Linked DNA regions of Mus musculus: region 1 is linked to region 2. Evidence: chromatin loops called from intact Hi-C (ENCODE). Cell type or tissue: heart. All regions are shown on one strand. Links, peaks and the distances in the headings refer to the core of each region. The heading gives the core; the rest is flanking DNA.

Region 1 (11,234 bases), core at 1,296-9,295, 380 kb before region 2:
AGGAACAGGTCACTAGGCAATGGGAACAGAACAAGGCAATGCTTGAGGAATGGTGTTGTATTATTTTTCGTGAGAATTGGTGCTGTATGCTTTATGAAGAGTTCTCATGGATGCCATCACATTTAATTTCTCCCCAGTTGTAAATAGAAATGTTAGGCTTTTTCTCATTCTCCCTAAGAGTAAGGCACCTGTTAGTGTCCAAGAATTGCTGAAGGAAGACCCCCAAACTCAAATAGTATGCAGAGGCAGAAATTACCAGCATGCAGAGGTCGACAATTCATCAAAATAGTGAGGACCTGAGGGGCTTGCAGGCCCCCTTTTATGCAGGGCTTGGAGAATTTTCCAGAAGGATTAGCTAACCTCTAATGGCCTCTAATATGATTGGGAGGGGCAAAGCAGTACCATTAGTACACTTTTGATTGGCCACTATGTTAGTTTCAATATATTTGGTGAGACCTTGAATTCCAGAGACCAGCTCAGCTCTGGCCCTGTTATCTCCTCTGGCCAGGTGTCCAGGAGACTGTCTCAGCTCTGGAGCTCTCCTCCCTAGTTCAGGGTCATCATTGACTAAAGGCCCATTGTCAGTGGCTCCTTCCTTCTGAGGAGCCCAGTATGCTGCTCAGGGAATTGAAAATTTTTATTTCTAAGGTTTGTATACCTCTCACACCTTCTTCTCCTTCTCCTCCTCCTCCTCTTGCTTCTCCTCCTCCTCCCTCCTTCCCCCCTCTTCATATTGATTTATTTATTGTTATATGTAAGTACACTGTAGCTGTCTTCATACACACCGGAAGAGAGTGTCAGATCTCATTACAGATGGTTGTGAGCCACCATGTGATTGCTGGGAATTGAACTCAGGACCTCTGGAAGAGCAGTCAGTACTCTTAACTGCTGAGCCATCTCTCTAGCCCCTCTCACACCTTCTTAGGACAATCGGATTCTGTTCATTTCTAGTTTGTAGTTTTGCATGGTGCCTTGCTGCCTCTGAATAGCTCATTCTCTTTCCAGCCTCTGGAAAGAAAGAGGTGATGGCTAAATGCCAACAAGAGGTCCCAAAGACCTTCTGTGGGTACATGGGGGCAATACAGAACTGAGGCAGTCAGGGTGGGAACCTCTTTCCACAGGAGCCAATGAGACCTTCCACCTCCTCATCCCCAGATTCCTTCCTTTCTCTGTCCCTGCATCTCCACAGCCTCAAGCAGTGCCTTTGAAACAGGGCGTTGTGTAGCTTTGTCTTCAGTGTGGAAGGAATCTACCCAGCTGCAGACTGAGGAGAGCCAATGTGCCTTCTATTCCCAGGTCTGTATCTGCCACACTGCTAACCCAACTACTGCATCTATCCCCCTCCCCCCCCCCCCCCCCCCAGTTAGAATTATCACCACAGGGATGAGCGAGAAGTATTGAGCACTGAAAAAGCGCTTGTCTCCTTGATCCATAGTGAGTTGGATCTCAAGAGGGGGCCTACAGTCCTCCACCTGTTCATCTCTGTCTTCCTTGGAACAAGTATCTTCCGGAAATCTAAACAGGGAACAGCAAATGAGTCTTGCCATCCTGGGCTATGTCTCCAACGCCCTTTTCTCAGGGCACTGTCTCGTCTCCAGAGTTTTGTTGGGACATATTAAAGACTTTGTGTGACCATGGGTCAGGTCTCATCTTTAATTTGTCTGTATTAGTAAGTAAACCAGAGCTTTGTATCTATCTTGTTCCTTTGTCTCATTTCTTAACTGCTGTAACAGTCAAACCCTTGTGGATCTCAGCAGTGCTACAGGCCAGTTAGGCCCAGAGATTTGTACTAGAACTAGGTTGCTTCAGGACTACTTATTGGCTATGGCCGCAGGGACCATTTCCCCAACTCTAGAACCATTTCCCAGCCCTTCCCCTTGCTCTATAATCGCAATGAATTAAGAACACAAATGTATAAGTGTACCTCCCAGAGAGACATGAAGTTTGTGGGTATTTTAAGACAGAGTCTGTCTTTGTTGTTCAGGCTGGCCCTGTGACTTGTTATCCTCCTGCTTCAGTCTCCTGCATATAGCCGGGATAACAGGTGGCTAGAGTGCCCCATTCCATCTTGGGTCATTTTGGGTTTATATAAAAATATGTTCGAATTCATAATAATTAAATTGTTCGTGGTATCACAGTAGTACATTCTTCTCAGTGAAAACCAGTAAGTCCATGAGAGAAAAAAAAAGTAAAACTCACAAGTATGTTAAGGAAATTGTTACTATTGCCTGACACCTGATCCTAGGATGAATAGTCTCTCTTATTCCCCCAGTCCTGGCCCCCGGATTCTCGCTCTGCTCGGGTACCCCTCACCCCCCACCCACAGAGTCCACGTAGAAAGATTCTTATCAATTATCCGTTTCTTTCAAAATACATCTCCTCCAATTCTCCGATGACCTGTCTTCTAGATCCAAGCAGCTGGAGGAGTGAGGGTTTTGTTTGAACTATCCAGCAGCTTTTCTTTTGCCCTCCTCCCTTTCCCCTCTGCCCGGCCCGGGTTAAGAACTAGGATGTCTCGATGCCCTCCACAAGCCCGCTTGCTCGCAGTCCCTAAGCTCTCCCGCCACTGGACTTCCTCCCCTTTAAGGCCCACCCCTCCCCCATGTCCACGCCTCCCAGTCAAGCCCCACCCTCGATCCTCCCCTTTAAGGACTAGCCCAGGACGCCGAGCAGCCTGTGACGCGGCCGCCGCCCCCGGGCTGGTACTTCTCGGCGCGGCGATTCCTCCGGCCGGGCCCTGCCGTCCCGCGTTCCCCGGAGCGCACGTCTCCGGGGGGAGGGAGCAGGGCTGGTGGGCGCCCGCGGCGCACAGCGGGACCCACGGGGCCCCGCGACCAGCCGAGCCTGGAGCCGGGCCGGGGCGGGGCAGCCGGCTCCAGCCCGGAGCAAACTTCGCCGCCGGGCGGGGCGTGGCGGGGACCCGGGCCCGAGCCGGAGGAGGGGGCGGCCGCGGCCCCTGCCTCTGCGCGCGAGTCGCCGGGCACCATGCTGTCGGGCTCTCCGGGCCAGACTCCGCCGGCGCCTTTCCCCAGCCCTCCACCGCCAGCCCCGGCCCAGCCGCCGCCGCCGTTCCCCCAGTTCCACGTCAAGTCGGGCCTGCAGATCCGAAAGAACGCCATCACCGACGACTACAAGGTCACCAGCCAAGTGCTTGGCCTGGGCATCAACGGGAAGGTGCTGCGGATCTTCGACAAGAGAACCCAGCAAAAATTCGCCCTAAAGGTAAGTCTGGGCCGCCCGGGATCGCGCTGAGATCCGGTGCAGCTTCCGGTCACCCCGCGAGTGGCCGGCACCCGAGAGGACTCACGGGGACTGCCATGTTGGGGTGTGAGTGGGATCCAGCCTGGTGGCCACTCTTGGGACCCGGACGGCCTCTGCTCGCTTTACCCGGCGCCGAGGACACGGTGGCCTCGTCCTCCCTCCCTCCTTCCTTTCTGCGGGCACAAAAGGCCCTTTACTCATTGAGCTGGTTGGTCGGTCGGTTTGGAGAAGTTCGCTCTCTGAGGTTTCCTTAACCCTACTCCTTATTTGGGAGCCGGAATGTGACTTCGCTCTCCTCGGCCTCGCGAGGTCGGCGCGCAGCGGTGGGGCGCGTCGGCGCGGAGCGGCGCGGCACTGGAGACTGGGGACCCCGCCTCCGTGCCCCGCGATCGTCTGGAACCGCCAGCGCCTGGCCTGCGCTGCCCCTTAGGCTTGCGCCGGGCTGTTTCCATTGCTCCCTCCACCGTAGGAAACCTTGTCTGTAAGCCAGGCTTGGCCTAGTGCTGGTACACTGGTCCCTGGTAGCCGGAGACTCAAAGGCAGGAAATACTATTCCTGCATTTGGGAAACCCACTCTTAATCTCTGTGGGTCTACCCGTCTCTGCTTCTGTCGGTGGTAGTGGAGAATGGGGATTTCAAAAGGTCCAAGTGAAGCAGGGAAGGCTGTCATTCAGGGTCACTGCAAAGTTTTCTTCTCTCAAGGGTTTCAGGTTACACCATATCTCTAAAGGTCACTTGTCAGGTTTCTTTCTCCTGGGGTGTCTCAATGATTGGAGGAGCAAAGTACTTCCTGTGTTATATTTTGCTCTTCCCCTTCAGCCCACACAACTTGCTTTGTTTCAGCTATTCTAGAGTACAGATAGATTGAGTTATGCGTGAGGCCGTTGTCATACACGGTCAACGGGACCGAAACCTGGTACTTTGTAGGGGGAAAATAAGTTTAGTTTTTATGATGTTTTGCTGTTTTCATCTTCTGCATCACATTTAAAAAACAAGCAAACAAACTATAAGCTCTTGGGGAGTTAGCTAAGCGAGGAAAGGAGTTGGTTGGGTTGAACGGTGGCTCTGACCTTGGGGACTGGAGGCAAGGGAACAGTTTGACCACAGTTAACTGTATTGTTGAGGAAGTACAGATGTTCTTTCCCGGAAAGATTCCTCTCTCCTCTGCGATGCCATCTGCCTTTACCCACCAGCAGACTGGGGCTACTAGCTGTTCACTCTCCTGCATAGTTGGAACACAGTATAAAGACTTCGCAACAAAACCCCCCGCTTCACCCCTTCCTATTCTGTTTGAATACACACACGGTCCTCTGAAGTGCTCTTGGCTGTCAATTCAGATTGCTGGTATAGTTGACAGAAGTTCGTGTACTTTTCTCCTTTGAATAGTTTTGAAAGGAAGGAGCCTAGCCGAGTATTAAGCAGTCTTCGTGCTTCCCCTTCTCTAGTCAGAAGTGGGTGACTACGGGACTCTCAGTCTGTTTTGACGAAAGCAGCCTGCTCCTGCTCCTGGAGCTAAGGCTGACTCAGCTGGCAAATTGCAGATTTTGAGTACATCTTTGTGTTGAGATTTAGTAGTAGAGGAAGAATGGAGAGCCAAGATGTTTGGAGAGTGGCAGCCGTGTCAACAGCATTTGCATACCCAAATATTGGCTGAGACATAATCCAGCCACGAGGGAATCTGGTTAAAAGAAATCCTGTTTCAGTGACATGCACTACCGAGATTCCTATGTCTTTTGTTGTTGTTGTTGTTTAAAGATTTATTTATCATGTAAGTACACTGTAGCTGTCTTCAGACACACCAGAAGAGGGCGTCAGATCTCATTACACATGGTTGTAAGCCACCATGTGGTTGCTGGGATTTGAACTCAGGACCTTCAGAAGAGCAGTTAGTGCTCTTAACCGCCTGAGATTCCTACATTTTACACTTTAAAAACTTTAGATGCTGAGTAGTGAAATGATTTCAACACAAGGAGCCCCCCCCCTTTTTTATGGGCAGCATGGGAGGGGAGGATACAGTGGAACAGGCTGGGTTGATGATCCATCTCTTTGGGTGCTAAGCAGAGACCTGTGCTCTATAGAGTGTATCGACCCCATGCCTAGTGCCCAGTGTGGGCACTGTGGGGTTTTAGAAGGCTGTCTTGTAGCCCTGAGGAAGAATGGGGAGTGAAGGCTGCTCATAGGCTTTGCTCTTTGTTCTATTAAGTGAAACCAGAGCTCTTTTGCAGAAGACTCAGGTGGGTAACACCTACCTGTGGTTCTAGTTCCAGGGGCTCTGACACCCTATCTGTCCACACACACACACACACACACACACACACACACAAGCAAAACACCCATACATATAAAATAAGGATAAATAAATAAAGGAGCCAGCTGGTCCTGTTGCTTTCCTTTATCTTCTTGGGAAAGCAGATGTTTAGATGCTCTGGTAGATGCTGTCACCCTGCTTTCTCATTCCTGCTTGCCAGCCTCTGAGTCACGCACACACTTCCAGTCAGTTAGAAGCCAGTTGAGAGATCATCACCATTCAACACATTCATTTAGTTGATGAGAAACCAAGGCCCAGAAGGAAGGAACAACTTGCCCAAGGCAAGTGGTAATTCATGCCATCACTTGACCGAGGCGGGAACTGAACCCGGTTCTTAGTCTCAGGCCCCTCTTTGCCTCTAACTACAGTGGTATTGACAGGCAAGTATCCAGTTGCTGTTTCAGTCTGACCTATTGGCCCCATTTGTTGGCCTGAGGACAGTGGTGGGTATGGTATATACCACCTTTCAGCTACATTGCTAAAGTTGGAGAGGAAGCTTTTAAGCCAGCAGGTCCTTGAGTTTTGGATGTATAACAAGCCCCCCTGTCCCCCGTTAGGGAGTTTGTGATAGTCATCCTATTTATTACTCTTCGGGGATTCTGTCATTTCTTTGGTAGGGACACCCAGTCTCAGTCCATCTCTCTGTCTTCCACGTGGGTTACACGGCTGCATCCTGCCTTACTGTGTCATGGTGACGCTTAGGTATTAGCTGAGCAAATTTAATTAAAGCTTGTATGTCCCACTCTGCTGTTCAGTGCTGATTAGGTGAAGCATGTTATTGCTTTACAAAATCCGGGATGTTGTCATAACTTATCTCTGTTTACCTTTCCATTGCGTAGACTAGGGGAAGCAAGGTCCTGTAGTTTCTTCCCTTTCTCCAGTGTTTCTCTGGGTCGTTGAAGTGCCACAGTGACGTAGCTGCTTTTGGTAACATGATGGAGAGATCAGAACCTCTCACCGTTGTCCTGGACATTGTTGAAGGGCAACACCAGCCCCCTCTCACTGCCTATTATCCCCCCCCCCCCATAATGCCCTCATTCTGCGTCCTCACTGGAGAGATGGCCCGATAGCATGGCTGGCAGGGGACAGTCGCAGTTTGACATTTGCTGGGTGGAAACATGAGGTAAGGAAAGTCTCGTGATCACGCCATCCAGTTTGGCTCCAGGGAGCTGACAGCTTGTGGGGCATTTACCATAGGTTTGTGAGGCTCGAGGCATTAATGCCCTATAAAATGTTTGGGGTCAAGAAATCTATTTGGAGAAGGCAAGATCAGTAAATGTTGTCTAGGGCAGCAGTGTCAAATATGGCAGGCATTCTTTGCATATAGCTATTTGTATAAAAGTAGCCAGCGTGCAGGCATAAAACCAAATGGAAAACGCAGTTGCCAGCCTCAGTTTGAACATTCAGAAGATTGTTGGATCTCGCAGGAAAGACTACTAGTCATTGCTGGACTGGGGGCTAAATTGTGTGACCAGGAATAGAGGGATTCTGAAAGACGGACATCCGCGAGGGAGGATTGCTGCTGCCAGGGCAAGCCTTGGCTGGTGGCAGTGGGAACTTGTTGGGCCTCTGAGGAATGAATGGGTCTGCCAGAAGTCTTGAAATTAGCTGTGGCTAGAGCTGAGGGGAAGAGCAGGAGACCAAGTAGGCCAGAAGCAGTGGGGCTAGAAGCTCAGGACCAAACTGACTTGTCTTGGGGTCAAATCAGCTTTAAAGTGTTTTGTTTTGGGGAGGTAGGTAGGCATTGAAGTTGGGGTTTGTAGACTTAGACAGAAAGGCCTTCAGAGAATATAGCTATCTTTTGGGATATGTCTGCAGGCACGTCATCCTGGTGTGGACTTAGCCTCTCTACTGAAGCAGGACTCTGGGTCTCGCTCGATGCAGGATTAGAAAGAAGTAGGTTAGTTAATGTTCCAATGGCCCTTTTTTCATTTGTGAATTTTGGACTTTCATGGAATCTGAAAACTCTGTAGTTAAAGTAGTTATGGTTGGGTGTCTAAAAGTGAGGCAGTAAGGAGAAAAACCCTCATGAGGCCTCAGGGCCACATCTTGGTGTGTGTGGGGGTCTGGGAAACAAAGTGTTCCTTTCCCAAGGAGGATGAAGGCATTCACGGTTAGAGAGACAGGAGTTGGGGGTGTAATCAGTGGAGCAGGAGTGAGAGTGGGAACAGGAACCAAATCCTGGGGCTGGAGGTGGAGTCAACCTCCTGTTCTCTCCGGGAGCTAGGGATGGGAGGGGTCTGTGCCAGAGGGCATGGCAGGTCTCAGCACCTAGGTCTAGGTAGTTTTGAGGTGCCAGAGCAGACCTGCTTTGCTTGGAACCATTGCTCTCCCTGGTTGGTTTTGTGGTAGAGTGTTCACTGTCCTGCCTCTTCTCTGTTTCACACCCTCCCAAGGTCATGGTGAGGTCTCAGTGCCCCCCTTCCGCCATCTTTTGTGTGGTTCTCTGCCTTGGATGGAGGTGAGTGGGCAGAGGAGAGTTATTTGTAGGGACTGCAACAGCTCTTGATAGTTGAGTAATAATGGACACTCCTTGGTCATCTTGTCACCTCCTCCATCCCATTGAGGAAGAGGCTAGGCTCTTGCAGAAAGGCTCTGTGGTGTGCCCCAACATCTTTCTTGCTTGTGGGCAATGGAGCCAGATGCTGTGGAACCTGCTCTTGGTGTAGGTTTCTTAGGGTGTTTGGTTGCCAGCAGGAAGTGATGCTGGTATTGAAGACCTGTCAGCCTCAAACTCAGCTCCCGGGTCTTCTCACAAAACGCTTTTCCCACATCCCTCCTTGTAAATGGGGGCAGTGGTAGGGAAAGAGGGTCATGTCAGAACAGCTAGATACTGTTCACCAGTAAGACTGAAGTGTCTTCTCTAATCACTAGGACTGATACCCCTTAGGATCTTTAACACTAAGATTTTATATTTTGAGTTATATAAGTTCATACATAAGTTCAAATATAAATAGAGATGGGCCTGTTTTTAGGGGTTATGTGCTAGATAAAAAAGTAAAAAAAAAATCAAAACTAAACAGTAACAGCAACAAAAATCAACAGTAGACTATTCAATAGTCTAGGTTTGATGCCCTACTAACTGATTGTGTGGCTTTGACAGAGAGTTGGGCTCTAGCTGTCACTAGGCAAGCCCTGGCAGTGTGCAGTAGTAGAAGAGACTCTGCAGGAGCCCAGACTCCAAGGTCAGGAGAGACACTTGCTGACTTGCTTTGTGTTGAATGGTTAGCAGTACCTGGGCCAGTGTGGATGCCCTCTGATAGGTGTAATGCGTCCAGCCAGCTGATAATCTTTACTGACCAGCTGATCTCTCTCACGTAAAAGCTTAGGAAGTATTCCAGCTTGCGGCTCAGCCAAGAGGACAGGCAATGTCAGCTCTTGCCTTGAAATTAAAGAATCCCAGTGGAGTGGGGTACAGAGTGGAGATGGGGATCCCTTGTTTTCCTTCCCCAGACTCTGTCATTTGAAGCCATTGGGACTTTGGTAGGCCACTGCGATCAGTTTTTAAGGCTGTGTCCTGCATTGGGGCACCTGACTTGGGGGGTAAGTATGGCTGAATTGTAGCCATGACGTTACTGCTGGGTAGTGTTTGTCTTGGCATTCGACATCCTTCACTCAGCCACAGTCTCTGTAATGGGCAAGGGGTTGTTCTGAGCCTGTAAATGGGGACTGATTCCCAGAGTTGATGAGGATGGTAGGATTTCTGTGTTGCTCCACTGGTCTTCAGAGAGCGCTGGCCATTAAGGAAGCAAGTGGAGAGGGCACGTCTGGAGGAGACTGCCTTCTCCTTCCTGTGGCTCAGCATGGATATGGGATCCTGTGTGCTGGGCTGTCCTGATTGGTTTGGAGGAGGAGGGCAGAGGAAAAGGGATCATGAGGTTGGGCTTGGCCTCTGGCATTGTCATATTCTTGGAGACTTTATTCTGTGGTCCAGTAAACATCTCCGTATGCCAGCTGGGAGGTGGTGGAGCCTGAGCCTTAGCTCAAGGTCAACCTCTATTTGTATGCGATGTTCCCCTTTAAGATCAGAAAAGCTACATGTTTATATCACTGGGAACCTGAGCTCTCCAGAAGGGTCACAGGAAAGGGCATCTTATTCTTGAGGGATGGCTTCAGGCATCTCCTGACTAGTGCCAATTTGGACCCCTCTGGGAGGTGAGAGTGGTGGCTGCAAGTAGCAGTTCTGGGCATCTGTGTAAGCGTCTGCCTCGGCAGACAGGAGAGAGCTCTGCTGTTGATCCTGCCTTGTTTAGCTCCTAGGTGAGTCTTTCTGACGGAAGCAAAGGTAACCTATCTTTTATCCCCGGGAAGGAGAGGGAGTCCAGAGGACTCTTCCTGGCTCATGCCTCTGCTGACCCCTGCTTCTTCTCTCGGAGCTTCTTGCCCTCCATCTGCTTCAGGGCAGGTGACTGAGTTGGTCCCTTTGATGGCATTTTGACTATCTGTGTTATTAGGAGCCTTCCAGACCACACTGACCATTTACAGCCTGGCCTCCTGCCTCGGGCCCAGGACTGATACGCAACCTCTGTCTCAGTGTCTAAAAATAAACTGGCTACGCTGCACTTCTCTCTTCATACCCAGGCCCTGGTATCTGCCCCAGGTCTTCTTGCCACACACTGAACTGTTGATCTCATTTTTAACCTGTGCCCTCCTCTGTGCCCTTTCCCTTTCCAGCCTGAGCTTGGTGGGTAGTGGGGCAAATCTCAGTCCTGAGGGCGAGGTAAGAGGTGGCTTCTCCAGGTATCTTGATTCACTTGGACAAAGGCTACAAGGGGCTGCCTTGCCATTCCCCAGGCAGGAGAGGGCCAGGCAGAGGAAGGCAAGCAAGCTTTTAGATGGTTAGGCCTTCTGCTATGCTTGCCTGCTTCTTAGCTCTTGCCAGTGGGTATGAATCTGCCCTCAGTGTCTATCCTGTCTGGCCTGGGACTGAGTTTGCTGCATCTTTGTCTTCTTGCCCTATTCCTAAGTTACACTCTCCACCCCACAGTGTGTGGCCTCATGTTACCACATCCTGAAGTATGACCTCATTCTGTTGACTTCCAGGAGTAACTGGGCCCTGGCCTTCTGAGTACCTCCTTGCTGAGTTGGGCCAGGGCCTCGTAGCTTAGCCACCTAAGAAGGACACCAAGGACAGAAGGCCTTTTACTTTCTCACTGCAGTGGCAGAGGTATCGCCTAGGTGTATCCTCTTTCTCTAACTGCTAGGGCTTCTGTGGAGCAAGATGAGGAAGCTGTGGGTAGGATGTCTCTTAGCTGCAGACAAAAGGCAGGATGTCTCCTTCACTTCCATCTGAGCATCCCAGTCCTTGGACAGGTGTTGTTGATACAAGCCATGGCTCAGATCCACACTCTATGTCTGTTTCCTGGAATCAAGGTATATTTGAGGGGCAAGGGTATGTGGCATGAGTGTTAGGAGCCAAGAGACAGGACTTGAGAAGTCCTCTGCCTCTGTGGAGTTAACTACCTGTCTTCTCTGGTCTGTTGTCCCCAGGGCTTCAGTTCGTCTACATCAGCCCCTTAGCCTCTAGATGGGAGGAGCTGAGTATATAGTTGGTAAGAGTTTTATTTCTAACTGAGACAGAAGAGGTCCCTGTCTTCAGAATATCAGGCTTTCCCTCTTTCCCATCGAAGCCTTCATCCTTAGCCTCCAATTCTTAGGAGAAAGC
Region 2 (11,234 bases), core at 1,674-9,673:
TTAAAGTGCTGCAAATGAGCCAGACGTGGTGGCACACGCCTTTAATCCTAGCACTCAGGAGGCAGAGGCAGGCAGATTTCTGAGTTCGAGGCCAGCCTGGTCTACAGAGTTCCAGGACAGCCAGAGCTACACAGAGAAACCCTGTCTCAAAAAAAAAAAAAAAAAAAAAAAAAAAAAAAGGAAAAGAAAAAAAGAAAAAAATGCTGCAAATGATGTTCCAACACATGAAAAATGTAAATTTTAATATGTAAATTTCAGAAGGCCACCTGATTTTTAAATATATAACGTGTGTGTGTGTGTGTATGGATCATTGCTGCTTAATTTCATATACATCCTACTGTAATTTTTCCACAAAGATAGAAAATTCACCTAGGGCAGCTTGAAGGGAAGAAGCTAGGCAGACAAGTAAGTTAGACAAGTAAGTTAGGCAGGAGCAGTTAGGCGCACACCCGGGCAGGGAAATAATGTTAATTTGGGATTCTGATTTTTCTGGGACTTGAACTCAATAGAGTATTCAAATGGTATTAATGGTATCAGTTCCTAACAACAAGGTTAGGTTGGCCAGTAACCCCTTGCCTATGACTTCATTCATGGAGAGCTTTAAGAAATCAACCATGAATCGCTAGCAAAAGATGTGGTAGCATCTAGATGCCTTCATGTGGTGTCATATCACAAAATTCCCAGGGACATTAATTTGGACTACTGCTGTGACTAGGGTATCTTTATAAAAACACACCGAATCTTTAATCTAAAAGAGTGGGGGGTACTGGGGAAATGGGGTCAAAGCATAATTTTTATTCTACCACTAATGTAAATTGACTCATTTTAATTAAAAATAATTATTGTAGGACAGGCAAAAACTGGACAGAATGGGTTTCATTAGGACATAGGTTTTCTTTTTGTTTTTGGTGTTTTTTTTTTTTTTTTTAGCGTTGCTGCAACTAAATTCACAGATTTTTTTTTCAAAATTCTAAAAATGAGTTTCCTCACAATTTCAAGAGCTTAATAAATACAGGAAAAAATATGAAACAAATCTTTTAAATTCTATGAGGCTTAACAGCTTGTATTTGGAATGAACAGAAATTAATAATTAAATAATTTGCATATAATGCTTCACCTGGAATGTTTCACAACAAAAACACTACTCTCAAACCAGTTCTCATATCAGCAAATGATTAAAATGTCTTTTTGAAAGCCATTTTACTATCAAGTGTCTACCTGACAAACCAAGCAAAAGATAAAAATAGAATAAGAAACAATCCCCTAAATAAATACTAAACAAGACATACAAATAACACTTAGAACAAAGACTTGATTTTTAAGATACCAGTGCTCATTCTATTTCTTTACGTTTACTAAACAAATCCTCTGTACATTATATAGACTCAATTTTAAAGTGACAGGAATTTATTTTCAAAAAATAGAACATGCCTGACACATTATAAGTTATTCAATAAATACTTGTTGCATGAACAAACTTGGATCCAAATTTTTAGAAATATTGAATTTGGATGCTCAAGTGGTAAAGGTAAGCTCTATAAATACGGTGCATAACCCAATTTTACAGTTTTAATGTACAGCTTTAAATTAAATATTTTACAGAGAAAACAAAAGAGATTTAAAAAATCTAACCCAGAGGACAGGTCTGAAGAGACTTTTGTGACAGTCATTACATGTCATGACCTCCAAGTGTCCGGCATCCTAAGCTCACTAGAACTATCTTTAAGGCTCAGTTCAAAAAAGAAAAACATTTTCAACTTATATGACTATAATAATGCCATTGCCTGACTGGCTATGTGCACAAAGGGCATTCAAGAAAAGTCATCTGGCCAGGTACGGTGGCCCCTACTTGTAATCTCAACACTCAGAAGGCAGAGGCAGAAGGATCACTTTGAGTTGGAGGAGCCTGGTCTATATAACAAATTCCAGGCCGACAAGAAACACACAGGGAGACTTTGTCTCAACACAAAAGAGAATCTCATTGGATGATTGAAGCATACTTTGTGAATTGTTCAATTGTCCTTAAAGGAACTTTCTAAATTGTTCACTTTAATATTCCTTAATTTGACATGGTCACCATTACCATGTAAAAGGCTAAGGGTTGACTTTGATTTTAAAACATTTGCTAAGAAGAATCATGGAAAGATGTTAAGTGCTTTAAAGCACATTGGTGTAAATGGTTCTCTGAGATATTTAATAAATGAGATCAAGATAACAAAACTTCACAACATTATGCCTCTATACACTGTATGACAGATATACAACAAATTATAACTTAGCATCCCTGATCTTTAGAAGAATTAAGAGGTAGAAAACTTTACCTGGAAGATTCTATAGTGAAGCTAAGTTTTGAGAGCAAGTGCCTTGAGGATCAATCCATCAAGCAAATGGCTACATACCTAACACTAGGTAGCAATATTCTGAGAGAGCTGTATAAGGCAAGGATTTTAAAACTTTGTATATTTTCTAAGTGAAACAAACCAAATCAATTATTTAAAAACTGAAAGTCAAAGATCACAGATGAACAAAGTACTAACTTGCAGAACTGTGAAATATCCAAAAGATCATAGTGGATCTATGAATACTGTTCTCTACGGAAAAGAGTTTCAGGAAACCAAAGCATTCCATTGACACTTTAGAGGAAGACTTGTTAGTAAGAAGTGCTTTGAGCTGAAGAGCTGAGGAAATCAAATCCCTTCAGAAAAATTTATATGTATGTAAAAAAAAAAAAAACAAAAGAACTAAACACTCAAATTTTCAAGATACTTCTTGAATTTTAAACTAAATTAGCAATTAAAAAGGCATACCCTGCTTCACTGAAAAAAAAAATTACCTAATGTGACAAATAACAATACATGAATTGCATTAAAACAAGAGGCCAACAGTCTTTTAAAGCTTCAGGAAGCTGCTTCAGGCACCTTTTCCCCTTATACATTCTACTTTTATACACTAGAAATCGCAACAGGGCCATATTAATCCCTGTTTTAGATAACATTCTCAAGGGACATACTTCTCCCCGTAAAATTGCTTTCAATATACTTGTAAGTAGTTAGATACACTTATAAAGTCTACCAAATTGCAATATAAAAAGTTTTGACAATTCTGAGTATCTTCATTTGATGGATCAATTCAGAATTTAGAAACTACTAACTCATTCAAAGTTATTAAAAGGAATCAACTACTGGAGACATTGTGGTATATGTCCAGTGGCCCTCCACAAGGCTTTCCACATTACCTAAAATATGATGTTTTCTTCTATAAGCTAAAGCCACTAGGTGCTGGTTTATAATATAATCCAGTCTTCGGGTTAGCATCCCAAGTGGCCAAAACCACCTTATTCCGACCCCCAGTAGAAAGAGGGCATGCCACTAGTGTAGACACACATCTGTAAACTTGCACACTGATTTTAATCTTAACAAGGAATTTCAGTGTCAGTCATACTAGTTTAGGATAAAAGGATGGTCCAAGCATTGTGTTCTATTCTGTAGGGTTATGAATAGCTTATTGGAAAACCCAGAGCCTTCTGGATCTGTGAGGTAGTAGGCTCCCACTCTTATGAATAGATCACACCTCTCCAAAGTTGGTATGGCCTGTCTCCCTGGCATGGTCCCTTGCTTCTGCTTGTCCGGTTAGGCCCTTCTGACAGATCATGCATCTCAGGGTGAAGCGGTTTACATCAGTGAACTGTCTCTTTCTTCTAGCTTCATCAGCTAATTCCAGTGCTTGTACAAGAACAATATCATCATTTGAGGAGAAAATGGTCAGAGGAGGGGTATCTGGATCAGGGAAGTTACGCTGAAGCGGATCGTAGTGAATGCCATCGTAGATAAGCAGAACTCTTTTGGTATATCCTGCATCTTCCCCAAAACGATCAATTCTGACTGTCTGTGTATCTACTACACATATTTCACATTGGTAAAACTTAGACAGGATTGAGATCTCGATTGCCCCCCCCCACGTATCATCCCTTCTGATCCAATCACAGTAGTCTTCGTTTGTCTTTCCCAGTATCGCCTCACTATACAAGACTGGATCACTTGCTACAATTTGTGCTATGAGGCGTCTCATCTCAGGGGCACAAGCTGGATTCAAGACTCCTCCTTCCACGACATAGTACACACTGGTAAAGAGGCAAGAGTTGTCTGCTGGGACTGCGGTTCTGGTAAGCACAGGCAGAGCTTCCCTGACATAACTAGGAGCACCATATTTTGAAAACGCAGGTGAAGCTTTTGGTCTGGTTTGGTCTTCTTCAACAATCAGCATGTCACCTGTCAAAAATAAAACAAATCCAGAACTGCAGAGAAATTATAGATTGGGTGTTTATTAGCCAACTCAGAAAATTAGAAAGCAAAGGAGTTAAAAGTATAAAGCGGGTTACCAAGGAGAACACAACTTTGTAAACAAGAGGCCAGTAACTCTCTAAGTTTGTTTGTGTTTAGTTCAGTGTCTTCAGAAAGAGGCAAACAGAACAAAATGCTCCGCGCTGCATTTCAACTTAAAAACCAAATCTTTCAGATGTTCTCCACAGACTAGGTAGGTCACTGGGGTGTTCTTTGCACTTCGCATGCCTATACCATCTGACAGCTCGATTCGAGGGGCCTTGCCACAAAATGGAAAAAGCTTTGAATGGTCAACACTGACGTTCAAGTTCTAAACCTGGGAACAAGTAACTGCTGTTGGTTAATTCTACAGCAATAAACACAACGTCCAAGTGTGTGTGTGTGTGTGTGTGTGTGTGTATGTATGTATGTATGTATGTATATATATATATATATATATATATATATATATATATATATATATATATATATATATGAGACACAAGATAAAAAGAAATTAACACACAGGGAAAACGAAAAATTGGTATCTCAACCGCTGACCTGCTGATCGGGATAGGGAAAAAGAACCATCCCGTCAGGGAACAAGGGTCCTGCTGTCCTTTGGGAAAGCAGAGGAAACAAATGACCTGGAAGCAGGCTTGGGGAACAGGGGACTTCAAGACTCCAGCCTTGTCTCTAAATCACAAGTAAAGGACTTGACACCTGCCCCGGCCTTCCCGGAGTTCTGGTCCTCGAAGCCCCTAGCTGTCACATCGGCACTCTGCCTTACTAGCTTCACTCTTCTCCCCTCCACGTCCTCCAAGACTTCCCCGGCCCCGGCCGGTGCCCGTACCTGACTGGATGGGCAGGTCCCCAAGAGTGATGTCCCGGTCGCTGAGATCCAGGCACTCGGGCGGGTAGCCAACGAGGATTCGCTGACTGCCGGGAGCGATGCCGGTGATAGCGGCGATTTGGCCCTGCAGCTCCCGTAAGCGGGTCCGGCTGGAAAGACCCTGCAAAAGGTGGGTGCCACCCTTGGCCTTGCAGCGGACCCGCCACATAGTGTCGGCCGGCCGGCCTCCTGCGGGGCCAGCCTTGGTCCCAGCCTCAGACTGGGGGACAGCGCCGGAGTAACCAGCGGGGGGGACCCCAAAATGGCCGCCTTTGGCGCCTCCAAACATCGCGAGAGGTGGCCGCTGGGGCGCTTCTCGCGACACCTCGGTGGGGGGTGGGGGGGACTCGGCCTCGGTCCTTCCAAAAACGGCGCGGGCTCTTAAAGTGGCAAGGGCGGCCGCGGGTGAGGGTTGGGGGTCGGCCGGCTCTCCCGAGCGCTCCGGTGAGGCGAGCTTCGCGTCGGCAGCATTTATGCTCCAGGGAGGAGGGCGGGGAAGGAGTTCCCGAGTCTAGCAGAGCAGAATGTCACCTTGCAGGGAGGTCGCCAATGATGAAAGCAGCCTCCCAAACACCAGGCAGAGCCGACTCATCGTCGGGAAGGTAAACAAATGCCAAGAGAGGTCAGAAGGACCCACCAAACAGTCACGCCGCTGGCGGGGTTCGTGGCTGCGCCGAACTGATTCATTGAGGCCAAGTGGACGGGACGAGCGGGGAGTCCCGTGAGACGAACTTGAAAGCGTCCATCTGCCACCTCAGAAAGACTGTATGAGGTCAGCAGCCGTGCCTGGGGCGATCGCCTCACTCCCGCGGTTGGTGGCAGGGCTCAAGAGGACTCACTCTTGGTCATCAGGATTCCAGTCCGATTCCTCGTATCCCAGTAGGAAGACACTTCATCATGGCAACGCAGTCCTCGCGGTGGCCGAGAGACAGAAGACAGACGGGCAGAGAGGAGACCTGACCAGATAGCTAGCCAGTTTCCAACTCTGTAGCCCGGGAGCCCGAGACTGCCTTGACCATAGTTCTAAAGGTGTGCAGTAAACGCCGAATAATGACAGTTCGTAGCACGCTGGAACTCGCCGCGGGGGTGTGAAACGCATATTTGGATTGTGTGGAAGATGACTTGACTCTCGGGTCAAGAAGGAAGGAGTGAAAACAGTTCTAGGGTCCCTCCCCCACCGTTTAGCCAAAGCAGCAAACAAGTCCCCCTCCCCACTCTGGACTGTCAAGCATTGTCAGGTACCAATGGTGTGCAGGGGGAGTGACTTTGAAAAGTAGTTCTGGGAGATATAAACCCCACTGCAACAGCCTCTACTGTGAATCAGTTACAGCGAATCTGTCCCTCTGTACCCTCACACCAGGAGCGGGTGCACTTCTCCTCCTCCTTGGCTCTTCCAGATGACCACAGATAATGTAGCCTGGGTCCAGGGATGGAGGGGGAAATCAAGGAACATGCTTTGGAGTCACCTGTCTGGTGAATGGGAGGCTCCCGGATCCATAGGCTCCAAGGATGCTGACCAGAAGTTGTAGTTAGTTAGCTCTTGCCTTCTGGTAGCCAGCAAGGCATCTTTACAAGCCGACCTCAACCTCCCAGAACCTAGTCTAGCTGGAGATTCAGGAACGAAGGCGTTAAGCCTCACTTTTCACCAGTCACTCCCACGCAAGATGTCAGCCAAACAGGTCTCGCGAGAATAAGGGAAGGGGGGGGGGGAAGGGAAGGCTTTTAATTCACCCCGCCTCCAGCTCCATTTGTTTCCAGGCAACAATGCCACCAAGCTCCCCTGGGCCGGCTGCTTTGCGAGCTGACAGCCTTAGGCTGTCACAGGTCCTCCCAGACCCCAGGAGCCCGCCCCCTGCCCTGCAGGTGCTTCATTGGTCCAGCGTGCCTCCAGGTGAGGGCTGACGCCAGCGTGGGCGGGGCCAAGCGCCCCACGTGACTCGCCCCAACCCCCGGAGCCCGGACTACTTCAGTCTGTCTGCCAGCTTTGGTACCCGGTGCTCCGGTGGCGACACTGGGTCTACAGCAGGGAGGACGAATAGGACAGGTCATAGGGTGAGCGGTAATTGAGCAGTCTGGACGCGGGGCTGGGGTGCTGCGCGGGCGCGGGGATGGTGCAGAGCGACAGTGCTTCGTGCTTTCGGGAAGTGTAGCTCCGGGTGACGCTCCTGGGCGTGCAGCCCTTCAGGGACACTGAGCCGCAGCTGCGGAGTGAGGACTGGAGAATTGGCTCTGTCAGGCCAGGAGCCGTGCACGGGTTTTCTTTTTTCTTTTCTTTTCTTTTTTTCCTTTTTTTAAATAGAATCTTTTGTCTTGAGCTCCTTGGCATCGGGGTTTGAGTAGTGAGTCCCAGTCCCTCTCACCCTAGTTGATATCAGGACGCAAGGCTTATTTTGCAGGTAACATTCCATAAGTCATTTACTTCCGCTGCGCCCTAGGGTATGGATAGGAAAGGGCAGGGAGGGTGGAGAACGTCAGAGAATGTAACATGCTAGGGCTATCACAGCTCCACTACAGTTCTTCCTTCCTAGAGTGTGCTTTCACCCCGTCCGTCCCTCTCACCAGTTTCCAAATTCATTCTCATTCTCTCCCTTCTCTCCCTGTCCCCCTCTTCCCCTCCCTCTCCTTCCCTCTTCCCCTCTCCTTTTTCTCCTTCCCTCTCTCTCTCCTTCCCTCTCTCCCTCTCCTTCCCTCCCTCCTTCTCCCCCCCCCCGCCCCCCCGCCGAGACTGAGTTTTTCCTTTGGATTGGGGTTGCTTTCTTGATCAAGTGCACTTCATCTCTCCGCATCTCCAGCGCTTCTGATTCCCACCTCTGTTCTGTCTGTATTCTTAAACTTAGAATGTGAGGGCAAGAAACTTGAACAAGGTACTTTGGTTATCTTCATTTGTCAATTCTGTAAAATAAGACGAAGTAATCATGCTAGGAAAATCTGCTTTATTAAGATTACTGGAAGGCTTGCTGGGTTTGAGATGTATGAGTGTGAACCAAGTCAGCAAAGAACTGCAAAGTTGGGGTGCAGCTGTATACGTGAGGAGTCAGGTTTGTGACACCCAAGAACAAGTGTTTGTGAAGTAGGAGCAAGAGGCTGGACCTGGATCTTGGTAGGGGCTTCTTCCCTTTGTCACACTAATTCTCTGCACCATTTTTAGGGATACCTTCCTTCCCTTCCTTCTATTTTATTATCTCTCCTTTCCCAGGTGCCTCCTGAAGAACTACCATGTCTGAGAATAGTACATTTTCCCCAGAAGACTGCAACAGCAGCTATAAACCCCACGCCTCAAATCTGCGAAGGGCAGGGAAGACATGCTGTGAGTTCTGGTAAAGAGTGACTGGCTGCGGATCCCTCGTGGGGTTTTTGTCCCAGAAATGTATTTGTATCCTAGACTCTTTTTCTCTGTGGGGGTGGGGAGTAATTCTTTGCATGGCAGTTTATGTTTTATTTATTTTGCGTTTGGATCTTAGCACAGAACCCTGACTTGCTGGGGACTTGCAGTGTAACCCAGGCTGCCCTCTGACTCATCATGCAAGTTTCCTCTTATAACCTCTTGAGTACAGATGTGTGAGACACATGGCATAGGACTTAAGACAGAGTCCACAGTGAGCAGTTCCCTGTCTCAAACTAGTAGGCTTAGTATCCTTGGGGCTTCTTGATGCTTTCATTAGGGGTATGTGGGAGCTAGAGCAAGTTATTTTATACATAGGATGGCCAAGTGTCAAGGTACGCAAGTAACCTGGGGCTGTCACTCTCAGTTCCTTTTATCTCTTGGACTGTGTTCTTGGAAGGCAACACTCATTGCATATATTGAAGGCAGAAGCCGGGCATGGTGGTCCCCACCCATAATTTAAGCCCTGGTGAGGTGGAGGCAGAGGATGAGGGGTTCAAGGGTGTGCACAACCACACATACTTAGTTCAGAGTAAGCCTGGGTTACTTGAGACCTGTCTTAAAAAACTAACCCAAGATGCAGGTGAGAGCCAGCCCTTGTCCTGTTCCTCCCTGCCCCGAGGGGAATGAGCTCTGACATGTGACTCAGTGTCGGGTGCTTGAAGTTCTTGCAGGGTTAGCTTTGGGGTTTTGCAGATTCTTTCACACAAGCATTTTAATATACAGAGATGGCAGAAATGGTGGCAGGGGACTCAAGCATCATTTCTTGTTCCCTGGACTCTACATTCCTAAGCAAGGCTGTACACTTCCCTAGAAGTCTGGGGACTTGGTCCTCTGGAAGGTTTCTGGAAACCTCAGGAGCCTTCTAGCACTCTTCTTTCTGGAACCCCCCTGGTCAGTTCTCCCTTTATGGAGAAGTGCTTATGTGTATGCGTAGGTAGAAGGAGGTGGTTAGTGTGAGATCTGACTGGTCAGTTATCTCAGAGCTGCATTATGGTGTCATGCACTTTCTTGTTATTTCATGCTCTTTTATCTGGCGTCCATGAGGCATATGCTGGATTGATGCAGTTAGAATACTGAGCTTGGCACATCTCTGTGGTTAGGGTCTCCTTTTCTTGCCAGGGCAAGAAGCTGCCACCTAAGGCAGACTGTCTCGTAAGTAAACTTACAGCATGATGCTTAATTATAGTCCCTTTGGTCTGACTTCCCGGGTTTGAATGGTGGTTTTGCTGTTTCCTAGCTAGCCCTTGAGCAATTTGCTTAACCTCTCTCTTCCTCAGTTTACCCTGTAAGGAAGCAAGCGTCCTTTCTCTGCCCTTTTACCTTCTCCTCTCCTTCCCTTCTTTCCTTTGACAGTGTCTCACTCTGTAACCCAGATGGGCATTAACTCGTCATTTTCTCGCCTTAGACCCAGAGTGCTAGGATTACAGGTGTCACTCTTACTCTTAACCTAGCTCACTGCATTATCAAGTGGAGACACTCTAGACTTCATAACAGAGTAAATCGTTCTCCCAGGAATGATGTAAGAAACAAATAAGTATATATAGACAAGTGCTGACATGAATGTTGGACATAGCTGCTGTCATTTTTCACAAGTGACTCTTTGTATTTACGTTTGAAACATTACATATAAACAGACTTACCATTTAAATGCTATTAGCATCTCCTAATTTAAGAGTCCTGTGAAGAGTCATCTTTTCAGTGTTCTGACCAGTTATTCTGATCTGGTGTCTCCCTCTTAAAAGGAGTGTGCTCAGGTACTAGCTATGTAGTCTAAAAGACAGCAAAGAAGGTTAAGAGTGGATTTCAGAAAGCCAGTTCATATCGTCAGCGCTTCTAGCTCTGCCTTGTTCTCAGCTAGCCACTCCTGCCTGCTTTCCTAATCCTTTCACAGCTCTTGGAGGGCTTTCAATTGCAGCATAATCTACTCTCATCCCTGCTCCGGACTCTGCTGGTTGTTTGTTTGTTTGTTTGTTTTATTTTTTTTATTTTTTTTATTTTTTTGTCTAGTCTAGTCTCTTTAAAACTGCTTTTTCTACCCAAGTAAAGGACTCTGAGTTGTCATTTCTGTACTCAGTTTTTCTTATGTCATGGCTCGCCCATGAGATTGTGAGATCCTTAGGAGAATACGGTTTGGTTTTCTCCGCTCTGCACAGAGACTTGGCAGTTTGATTCCTATAGACACCTTGTTCTCATCCCTCTTACTAAGGAGAGCGGATCCACTGGCGCCTTTTCTGTTTTGCTGCTGTGTCTTTTTTTTTTTTTAAGAACCTCACTCAGGGCAGGTATCTTCTAAATTGATAAACCCAGCCTCACCCTGTTTGCATTGTGTGGAAAAGGTGCCCTGTTACAGACTCCCTGGTTGCCTGTGTTGCTTTATTTATAGCCCAACTCCTGTCCCTTGCTGCTTATTACACCTGCTTGCTGACTCTGAACCTGAGAAGTGACTGGTTTCACCTCGGGCAAAACGATGGCTGTAGTGAGCCAGAACCTTCAGAGGAGCCTTTTGGGGACTTGAGTCGTTTCGGGGATCAGGTTTAGGGGTGCTGCTGGATGGGGTACTTTTAAGGTACCCAGATGAGGGTCTTAGGAGGTCACTGAAAGTAAGGTCTTATCTGCTTTCTTTACTAATTTTCTCTCT

Evidence for each region. A loop is a pair of places that touch in the nucleus more often than their neighbours do. Peaks named below come from ENCODE experiments on the same cell type or tissue, not always from the same donor. Only the 100,000 strongest peaks of a DNase experiment are listed, where the experiment ranks them.
Region 1: it touches region 2 in a loop (3-fold over the local background); 1 of 42 quality-filtered maps calls a loop at or near these places.

Annotation. Positions count from the first base shown.
Region 1 is chr1:131,089,277-131,100,510 of GRCm38, reverse strand. Mapkapk2 (MAP kinase-activated protein kinase 2) reads left to right here and starts at 2,668. Exons shown (of 10, transcript NM_008551.2): 1 at 2,668-3,222. The coding sequence starts at 2,986. In heart, for the core only: a CTCF peak has its summit at 5,029 (motif pointing right); DNase peaks (open chromatin) are centred at 2,650, 3,520, 4,769 and 8,860; H3K4me3 peaks cover 3,329 bases; H3K27ac peaks cover 4,205 bases.
Region 2 is chr1:130,711,750-130,722,983 of GRCm38, reverse strand. Pfkfb2 (6-phosphofructo-2-kinase/fructose-2,6-biphosphatase 2) reads left to right here and starts at 7,163. Exons shown (of 15, transcript NM_008825.4): 1 at 7,163-7,263; 2 at 8,408-8,518. The coding sequence starts at 8,428. It overlaps Yod1 (YOD1 deubiquitinase), which reads right to left and starts at 5,657. Exons shown (of 2, transcript NM_178691.4): 1 at 5,173-5,657; 2 at 911-4,268. The coding sequence starts at 5,500. The coding sequence ends at 3,565. In heart, for the core only: a CTCF peak has its summit at 5,105; DNase peaks (open chromatin) are centred at 5,493 and 7,093; H3K4me3 peaks cover 3,961 bases; H3K27ac peaks cover 2,957 bases; H3K27me3 peaks cover 489 bases.